Linked DNA regions of Homo sapiens: all the other regions are linked to region 1. Evidence: chromatin contacts called from ENCODE Hi-C or POLR2A ChIA-PET data. All regions are on one chromosome and are shown on one strand. The core of a region is the stretch at or near the end of the contact, and the rest is flanking DNA. Distances in the headings are between cores, read along the strand shown. Region 1 holds the start of SEMA7A (semaphorin 7A (JohnMiltonHagen blood group)). Region 2 holds the start of MPI (mannose phosphate isomerase). Region 3 holds the start of CYP1A1 (cytochrome P450 family 1 subfamily A member 1).

Region 1 (2,862 bases), core at 185-2,684:
ACACTGCTCAGTGACCTTGGGCAAGTCACATTCCCTCAGCTACTGCGGCAGTTCGGGCCACTCGTTTTGTGTATGGTTTTTTTTCCCCTCTGCTAATAATACCTGCCCCAGATAATGCTCAGACTCCCGCAATCCCTGCAAACTGCCAAAGGCATCAAAAGGCTCCCGGTGGGGCCAGACCCGACCAGTTCCCCCAGCCCCCACTGCGAGTCCCCCACCATCACGACAGGGGGGCCGCAGACACGCCAAATTTGGGGACAGAGCCGAATCGGACTGGGGGCGGGGAGGCATTTGTGTGCAATGCAGGGGAGGGGAGATCAGTTCCTCGCGGCAGAAAGCCTCAAACCCCCGCCTAACCGGCTTTCTGTCCCATAGTACAGGGTCTAAACTGAGGTGCCCTGGGGGAGACTCCAGTCCCCCAGGTTCTTATTATCTACCCTGGCCTAAAGGCTGCACCCCCGCCCTAGATCCACCGCCTGGGGGTCCCAACGGCCGTGCCCCACCCAACGGGCACTGCCCCCCAACGCTGGAGCCGATTTCTGGTGACAACTGCCACGTGCGGGCAAGGGGGGAGCGGCCGGTCCCGGCATTGCTGAGGCAGCGCCCTGGTACCCCAAGCCGCCGCACCGCACCATGTCCCGCCGCTCGCTGCAGGATGCCCACCCCCTTGCCTGGCCCGAGCTCCGGGCCGGGGCGGGGGCGGGGGCAGGCGGCGGGGTCTTTGTTCCCGCTGCCGAAGCGCGGCGGCGGCGGCAAGGGGTCCGCGCCCCCCTTGCCGGCCCAGCCTGCGCCCCGCGCGCCAGCAGAGCCCGCAGCTCAAAAGGAGGGTACCCGGGTTGGGGTCCCAGGCGGGGAAAGGTCCTCCGCCGAAGCCCCCGAGCCAGAGGACCCAGAGTGGCTCGGGGCCGAGAGAGGGGCCCGCCCCCTCCCCTGGCGCCCGGGCGTTGCGGCTCCTGGCTGCCAGGGACTTGGTGCGACTTAGCCGGGGCTCCGGCCCCCGCCGCTCGCTCGCCGCAGCGTTACAGCCGGCTCTGGTGTGCCAGCGTGTACACTCACACACACTCACCCAAACCCACACGCTCCACGCGGGGACAGCGCGGGGACAGCCCGGGACCCGCAGAGCTGCGCGCACGCACTCCCTCCGGGTGCAGCACACTCCGCACCCGCCCCGCGCAGCGTCTGATCCCGCGCCTGACCGGCCGCGCGGCGCCGCCTACCTTTCCAGACGGCGAAGATGCGGGGTCCGCTCCTTAGGTGGCCCTGGGCGGAGGCGGCGGCCGCCCAGAGCAGCAGCAGCAGCCGCAGCCGCAGCGGAAGCCCCAACCGAGCCGGCGGGCCAGGGACGCGGGCGCGCGGTGCGCTGGGGGCGGCACGTCCGGGCGGAGGAGGCGTCATCCCGTGGCCCCGGGAGCGACAGCGGCAATCAGCCGAGACTGAGCCAGCGCCCGGCCGCAGGCAGACCCAAGCGCCAGGAGGCGGAGCCAGCGCTGACCCCACCCCGCCCCTCCCCCCGCCCCTCGCAGCCTTTTCTCGCCTCACTGGCTTTCCTGAGCGAGAGCGGAACTGCTGGGGGAACCTTCGCCACCCTCTCCCGGGCAACTCTACGGGGAAAGCCCAGCTGCGGACAAGCCAGACTTGTGGTCTTCTGCCAGGGGCGGCAGGCCCTATCCCCTCTCTGGGCCTCAGTTCCACTCCCCGCACCCCGTAAAAAGATTGGCGTAGAAGTCGTGGAGGACCTCTCTCCAAGGGCGCAGAGGAGTCCAACACCCAACAACCTTGCTATGGCCAGCTAAGTGGTTCGCACCCTGAGGACTATGGTCCTCGGAGGATGCGTTCGCCTAAGTGGACACGGCTCCCTGCTGAGCCTACCAGCAGGCACAACGATGATATGTGGGGAGCACTCAGGGACCCGCTGTTGCTTTGCCTGGGAGAACACTGGAAATTTTTCATCTTGGCCTGGCTCCTTCCCCTCCCTCTCCTTTCTCCTCCCTTTCCCAGCCAGCAGCCTTCTGGGCTGCCTCCCCCCAAGCCAGCTGGTGTACGCTCAGAAAATCCAAACTCATTTCCATGTGAGTGGAGGGGGATATAATTAGGAAGGCCCCTTCCCCAAGTAGAGAGGGGAGCATCCCCCGTGCCCCACTCACTGTGGGGGAGGGAGGGTCAAAGCAGCTTAAGGGGATCTCTGCCCGCAAAGTGCCTAGGGCTCAGCTATCTCAGGCAACCTGACCATTCAGTGGGGACTCCCTTGGGGGGTCCAGGCCCAGACCCTCTGCAGTTACCTGAGCAGTCCAGCCAGCTCTGCCATCAGCTCCTCCTCTCAGAACTACGTGCCTGCCCTTTGTAAAAGGGTCTCCTCTCTCTAGACCAGACAGGGCCCAGACCTACCACTTCCACTTGTGCCCCAGGGAACCATGAATGGAAAATCCACCCAGCTCAGTAAGTACTTATCTAGTGTTTACTGGATGTCTAGCTGCACTGAGAGGAGACAGGCCGAGGAAGGAGTAGAGGTGAACATCCAACCTTCAGAACTCACAGACCTAGACACGATTCACGCACTGCAGACACCAGCAAAGGCGGTGGGCTGGCTGCCCTCTGCCCTCTGCCCTGCTCCATGGGGCCAGGACCATTTGGTTGTTGTTTTTACCTCCTGGAACCAGGAAAGTTTTGCTACCAAGAAGTTTGGCTTTACCATTCTACATTTTGCTTCCAGTTGTCCCCTCCTTCTTCCCTCAGAGTCCTGAGGCACCCCAGCAGGCCAGGAAGGTAAACTCAAGGTACCTCCAGAGACAGTGCAGAGTGAGGTTCCTGGCCCACTGGGTGAAGCCAACAGCCTCCTGATACACAGGGGCACACTGCCCCAGA
Region 2 (2,862 bases), core at 363-2,862, 460 kb after region 1:
CTGACCCCCCTACCTCCCTCCCGGACGGGGCAGCTGGCTGGGCAGAGGGGCTCCTCACTTCCCAGTAGGGGCGGCCGGGCAGAGGCGCCCCTCACCTCCCGGACGGGGCGGCTGGCCGGGCTGGGGGCTGACCCCCCCACCTCCCTCCCGGACGGGGCGGCTGGCCAGGCGGGGGGCTGTCATGAGTCTTGTATTATCCATTTTATTATTCCTTAGTGCATGGTAAAGCTTCCTTTAAAATGCAAGCTGATTTATTTGAGCCAGAGGACCCCAGGGGAGGTGAGATAGATACCCACACCTGGGCAGAGGATTACAGGGAAAACGGCACCCGCTCTTTCCCCTGGGCACATATGGTAGAGGCTGTGGGAATGAGGGTATTGCAGGGGTGATGAGGGTAGAGTCAGGACTGTAACTCCTCATTCCAGGTTCCCCGGAGCTTTGACTGTTGTGCTCCTAGCCTCAAGCAATCCTTCTGCCTCTGCCTCCTAAGGTGCTAGGATTACAGGCCTGAGCCACTGACTGTCCTCCTCCTAGGAGGCTGTTGACTGAGAAGGTCTGGATGTCAAAGCCTTTCACCACAGGATATAGCCAAGATTACTGCAGAGCCAAGGCCCAAGGCCATCCTTCCCTATGCACAGCTCTTCGTAATTCCCCTGACTTCTGTGTGTGCAACTTGTAAGCAGCTCAGCCTGGAGTAGAAGTTGGGGTTCTGACTTTCTACAGCACCTGGGACGGGAAGGATCAGAGGAGCACAGGGAGCTGACTGCCTTATAGGTGTCTCACGTCATCCCATCTGACCCTCCAACAAGCATGTCAGGCTGGCATTATTCACCCCATTCTACAAAGCTCAGAGCAGTGAAGGGCCTTGCATGTGACATTTACCATCATCATCACTAGTATGTCCCTACTCACATCACAGCAATTCTTTGCTCAAATCTGTAATTGCTGAGACTCGAAGTAAAACCCAAAGTCTTCACAATAGCAATAGCCTGCAAAGCTCTGCCCCCCTCCTCTCTTCTCTGACCTCCTCACTGCCCCTGTCTTACTCACTCTGCTCCAGCCACAGTGGCCTCCTTGCTAGCAGTTCCCTCCCCAACACGCCCGGCACAGTCCCACATTCCCGCCTTGCTCTGGCTTCCGCTGTGGCTGTTTCCTCCCCGCAGAACACTCCTGCCTTCCTCACCGCCAAGTCTGGACTCAAACCTCACCTCCTCAAGAGGCTTGCCCAGACAGCCTTTTATATTCTGCAAACTGCCTCCCACTGCCACCTGCCCCCTTACTTTTTGTGGCCTTGACCTTTCAACATACTACATGATTTGCTTACAATACTTGTCTGTCTTGCCTTCACCAGAATGTAAGCGCTCTACAAAGGCAGAGGGAAGGCTATCTTGCTCTCTGATGTATCCTCCAGCCCTTAGAACAGTCCGTGGTACTTAGCAGGTTTTCAGTACATCTGTGCCCGGCGATGGAAAGAATGAATGAATAGTGAGACCGAAGATCGCGGCCGTAAGCCTCTGGGCACGGGTGCCCCGGGGCCTGGCGGAACGCTCAGGGAACTACATTTCCCGTGAAGCTCTGGGCGCAGAGGGCCGCGGGGGCTGCCGGGAAAGGCATACGTGCTTAATCCTGGTGCAGGGGGCGAGCATGGCCGCTCCGCGAGGTGAGCCATTGGCTGGGGTGTCGGCGAGTGTGTTCGTGGAGCGCGTCCTGGGGACGACTCCCGGCATTATCGGCCAGGTTGAGTCCGCTCCTGGCATTCCGCGGAAAGATGGGTGGGTGCCGGGCAGAGGTGTGGCCACCTGCGATGGGGATTGACCTCCGAGGGGAGGGGGCCCTTCTAGACGTCGTGCCGTGGGATAGGTACCTTCTGCTCCCTCCCCGCCACCCTGCCTCAGATCAGCACAAGGTCCTTACTGCTGCCCATCTGACAGTTGGGAACATCGAGGCCTGCAGCGGAGGGGGGTCTCATCCAACAGCCTACAAAACCCTTATTTGACTCTGTCCCCAGTGAGCACCCCCAGCTCTTGCCTGGTTTCCCGGGACACTAGGGTGGGGCCTGAGGAGTGGAGTGGCAGCTGACCCTGTCTGTGCCCCTAGTATTCCCACTTTCCTGTGCGGTGCAGCAGTATGCCTGGGGGAAGATGGGTTCCAACAGCGAAGTGGCGCGGCTGTTGGCCAGCAGTGATCCACTGGCCCAGATCGCAGAGGACAAGCCTTATGCAGAGGTGAGCCCCGGGCTGTATTTCAGCCCACTTTACCCGCAGGTCAGGAGAAAGGGCCTGAGGCAAGTCATAAGAATCAGCTGGGAAGGGTGAGGCAGCAAGGAGGGAGGAGACCCACTTGGCTCTTCAGGCTAATGGACTAGATAGTGTTATCAAAAAGAAGAGAGGTTTTGTCATAATAGGCTGGGATTTCCAGCACTCTCCTTCCCCCAACCACTCTTAGCACTTAGTGAATTTTAATTCAGCCCTCTTTGACAATTAAGTTTTTTTACTTTGACTATTTTTTTGCATTTTTATTAACCTAAAATATTTCTCCTGCCTATTTAGTGGAGAAAAAGCCAAAGCATAGGAAGGCTTTCGCCTCTGCTTCTGAAACTGGAAGATGTATGTTAACCCCTGAAAGAATCATTTAAGAGTCATAGTTTTTCTGCTACCTTGACAGTGCAGATGTCATTCTCCTCTTTGGACAGACAAAGAAGATACATCTAAAGAAGGGAAATAACTAGTCCAAGTCTTCATAGATGGCTAGAGGCCGAGTCTGGACAAGGGCCTGGGTCTACTGCCTCCCTGTATGTCCATGATGGCATGAACATTTGTATCCAGACCTGGGAGGCCTTTCCCAGGACTCAGTTGCCCTGTG
Region 3 (2,862 bases), core at 201-2,700, 290 kb after region 1:
CTCTTTAGTCAGAGAAATCCAGGCCAGGGTTTTTTTTTGGCTCAATTCTCAATGAATGAACAGTTTGGACCTCCCCCTTTTGCAGGTTACCAGAGAGCAGAGAATAAATGGAAGGTTCCCACTAGGCTGTAAGAAAACCCCAGACTGGAATCAGGGAAATCAGGAATGGATCTAAACTGAAAGGAAACTGAGGCAATACTTTCTCTGTAAGCTTGACCTAAAAAGGGTGTTTAAATTCATAAACCACTCTCTCCAACATATCAGGCATCTCTGCCTGTTACCCTGGACTAGAGGTCAGTAGACCCAACATTCTAGTCAAAGTGATCTTGGACTGCACATTTTACTTTTCTGGGGTCCAATTTCAACATCTGAGAGAGGGTAAGACAAGATCTCTCAGTTCAGAGTACCCAGCTGGATCCAGAGGGAAGAGAAAACCCAGATCTGCTGTGGGGAACCTGACAGTCTTACCAGTTAGGCTCCCCACAGGAGAACCTCACAAGACAGGGAGATGGATGGTTCCTACCACAAGTATTATAGTGGAGGGAGGCTTCCTGGAGGGGCTAAATATCAAAGCACACTAGATCCCTGAGTCAACAGGGGACAGTGCCAGGCTTTGGTGTGCTATGGTGTCCCCTTCTGCACAGTGGGTATCCCAAGGACCTGCAGCCTTTGTAAGATGGTAGGAGGCCAAGGGAGATGTGACTGGTGAGTTTTTAGGGACTGGTATTTCCAGCTCCCTGCAGTTGGCAATCTGTCACCCTGATTGTCTCCCAGCAAAGGACAAAGAAGATGGTCAATGAGATAGGAAAGGCCTGGGACTCCTGCACAGATCTGCCTCTATTGTCCCAGCTGTCTAGGACATCTCAGCACTGACAAGCCACCCTTAGGAGGGTAAAATCTGCCAGGGGTAGCTTCTTAGGCTAGGGCAGGGTACAGCTGGTAAGAACCCAGCCCACCCCCTCCATCCACCCTGTCCACCCAAGGAGAAGCCCCTGTCATCAGAAAGCCTGAGGGAGGGGCTGCACATATTCCAGCCTGCCAGGTGGCCTTGATGGGGAAGCCCCAGGGTAGGCAGGGAGACACTCACTAGGGGATGGAGCTGGAGCCTGGGTCCTGAAGTCCTGAATGAGATGCCATCTGTATCTAGAGGTCTGGTACCAGCTGTGGGACCATGGGCAAGTCCTCCTCTTCCCCTGGCCTCAGTTTCCCCACTAGGGGGCTAGACTGCCTGGTCACTAAAAACACTCTGAGCCTCCCTTTTTGGAGGTGCTAGACAGGTAGCTACCTAAGAAGTCCTGGAGGCACCAAAATGTTCCTTTTATTGGGAGAGAAAGGGCAAGCCAGAAGTCCCCCAGCAACTCACCTGAGGTACTGAGCTGAGCTGGGAAGGGTGGACTCTTGGAGCCTGGGATCACAAGGATCAGGGAAGGTTCCAAGGAACTGTCACCTTCAGGGTGAGGGTGAAGGCACTGCCACCTTTATAGGCGGGCTTGTACGTGTGGCCACGCCTCCTTCCCTGGAGCGAGCTGAGATGGAGGGAGAAGCAGCCTGAACCGGGCTGGTCTCTCTGGGATTGGAGAGAAAGGTGGCGGAGGGCGGCGGGGGTGGGGGGTCGGGTGGGCAAGAACCCACTATGGGACACATCTCGGTGCCTGTACATAGAGGGGTGAGGGCTGGGAACACCTGGAAGTCCCAATTCCAAGGCGTCCCAAGGGCAGTGCAGAACCCAGCCGAGGAGGGGGCTTGAGGGAGAAGTCCCAGGACAGCCCGAAGAGAGGGTACGGGAAGCTCCATCCTGGGGCGCGGGGACTCCTCTTCGTCATTTTTGCACCCACTGGAACGCTGGGCGTGCAGATGCCTCCCCAGCGCTACAGCCTACCAGGACTCGGCAGGCGGGGGCGGGGCTGCCCCGTGGTGACCTCCTTCCCGGGGTTACTGAGTCCCGGCTCGCGTGAGAAGCGCTGCGACCCCAGCCCTGAGGTCACGGGGGCCGGAAGGCCAGAGGCGCCGCGGGGCTGGACCTGTCCCCCAGAGCCCGGGCGACTAGCTGAGGTTCGCGCCTCTTGATTGAAGGATCGGAATGGATGGCGAAGGGGCAGGCTCGCTGAGCGCTCACTAGCGGCTCCTCGCAGCCTCTAGGATCGCCTTAGTGCTGATTGCAACGCGCGGTCCCTCCAGCCAGGACCCACCGGCCCTTGAGGGTCCCTCTTGGCTCCCGGGGTGGCTAGTGCTTTGATTGGCAGAGCACAGAAATCCGGCGGCGGGGGGCCACGGAAAGACTCGGGCCCAGGGACCACGGAGGGGGCACCTGGCGCGGAGCCCCCACCCTACCCCCGGCTAGCTTGCGTGCGCCGGCGACATCCCTCTAGGGGGCAGAGGTCAGGCGGCCCGTCCCCGCCCCACCTGGCCCGGAGGCGCGGTGCCCAGGCGTTGCGTGAGAAGGACCGGAGGCCCGCGCAGCCACCCAGCCGACCCATTCCCCGGCCCGGCGCGGGGGCTCGCAGTCACGCGAGGGGGGAGGGAGTCGGGGCGGGGCTCTTAAAGGGCCAGCCTCGCGCGCGGCGTGGGGTTGGGGTGGAGGGAGAGGAACTGTCGAAGGGTGGCGGGTGCGCGATTGAATAAGGGGATGCGGTGCAAAGGGTCTAGGTCTGCGTGTGGCTTCTGCCTGCGAGGAGAGGCAGCCTGCATGTGTCCGCATTTTCGGTCCACGCCTGTGGCACGACACGAAGCCCCAGTGCCATTTGGCATGGCCTAGCTGCCTGCCTCCGACGCTGTCCCGCCCTCCGGAACCTTCCTGTTACAGGGTTTCCAGGAAAAAAAAAGTTGTATTTGCGTGCCTAGCTCAACCTGGCCCCAGCTAAC

What was found. A loop is a pair of places that touch in the nucleus more often than their neighbours do. ChIA-PET counts read pairs that join two places held with the same protein, here RNA polymerase II (POLR2A). Pooled maps may share reads with other maps.
Region 2: a loop to region 1 is called in a pooled map, with 3 times the contacts of the local background. The contact joins the promoter of MPI here to the promoter of SEMA7A in region 1. A Hi-C loop is called at or near these places in 3 of 50 pooled maps. POLR2A ChIA-PET finds 5 or more read pairs at or near these places in 3 of 52 experiments (H1, OCI-LY7 and activated T-cell).
Region 3: a pooled map shows a loop between it and region 1 (2.6-fold over the local background). The contact joins the promoter of CYP1A1 here to the promoter of SEMA7A in region 1. A Hi-C loop is called at or near these places in 1 of 50 pooled maps.

What each region holds. Positions count from the first base shown.
Region 1 is chr15:74,432,524-74,435,385 of GRCh38, forward strand. SEMA7A (semaphorin 7A (JohnMiltonHagen blood group)) reads right to left here and starts at 1,435. Exons shown (of 14, transcript NM_003612.5): 1 at 1,218-1,435. The coding sequence starts at 1,395. RefSeq lists silencers at 598-717, 868-1,017, 1,068-1,577.
Region 2 is chr15:74,888,430-74,891,291 of GRCh38, forward strand. MPI (mannose phosphate isomerase) reads left to right here and starts at 1,613. Exons shown (of 8, transcript NM_002435.3): 1 at 1,613-1,660; 2 at 2,098-2,225. The coding sequence starts at 1,645. RefSeq lists enhancers at 1,230-1,279, 1,440-1,739, 1,529-2,062, 1,860-1,939.
Region 3 is chr15:74,724,078-74,726,939 of GRCh38, forward strand. It overlaps CYP1A1 (cytochrome P450 family 1 subfamily A member 1), which reads right to left and starts at 1,451. Exons shown (of 7, transcript NM_001319217.2): 1 at 1,364-1,451. RefSeq lists a promoter at 1,159-2,862, a cis regulatory region at 1,914-2,862, enhancers at 1,940-1,963, 1,996-2,862, 2,334-2,356, 2,431-2,445, 2,494-2,517 and silencers at 2,008-2,288, 2,008-2,183, 2,028-2,107, 2,179-2,288, 2,288-2,447.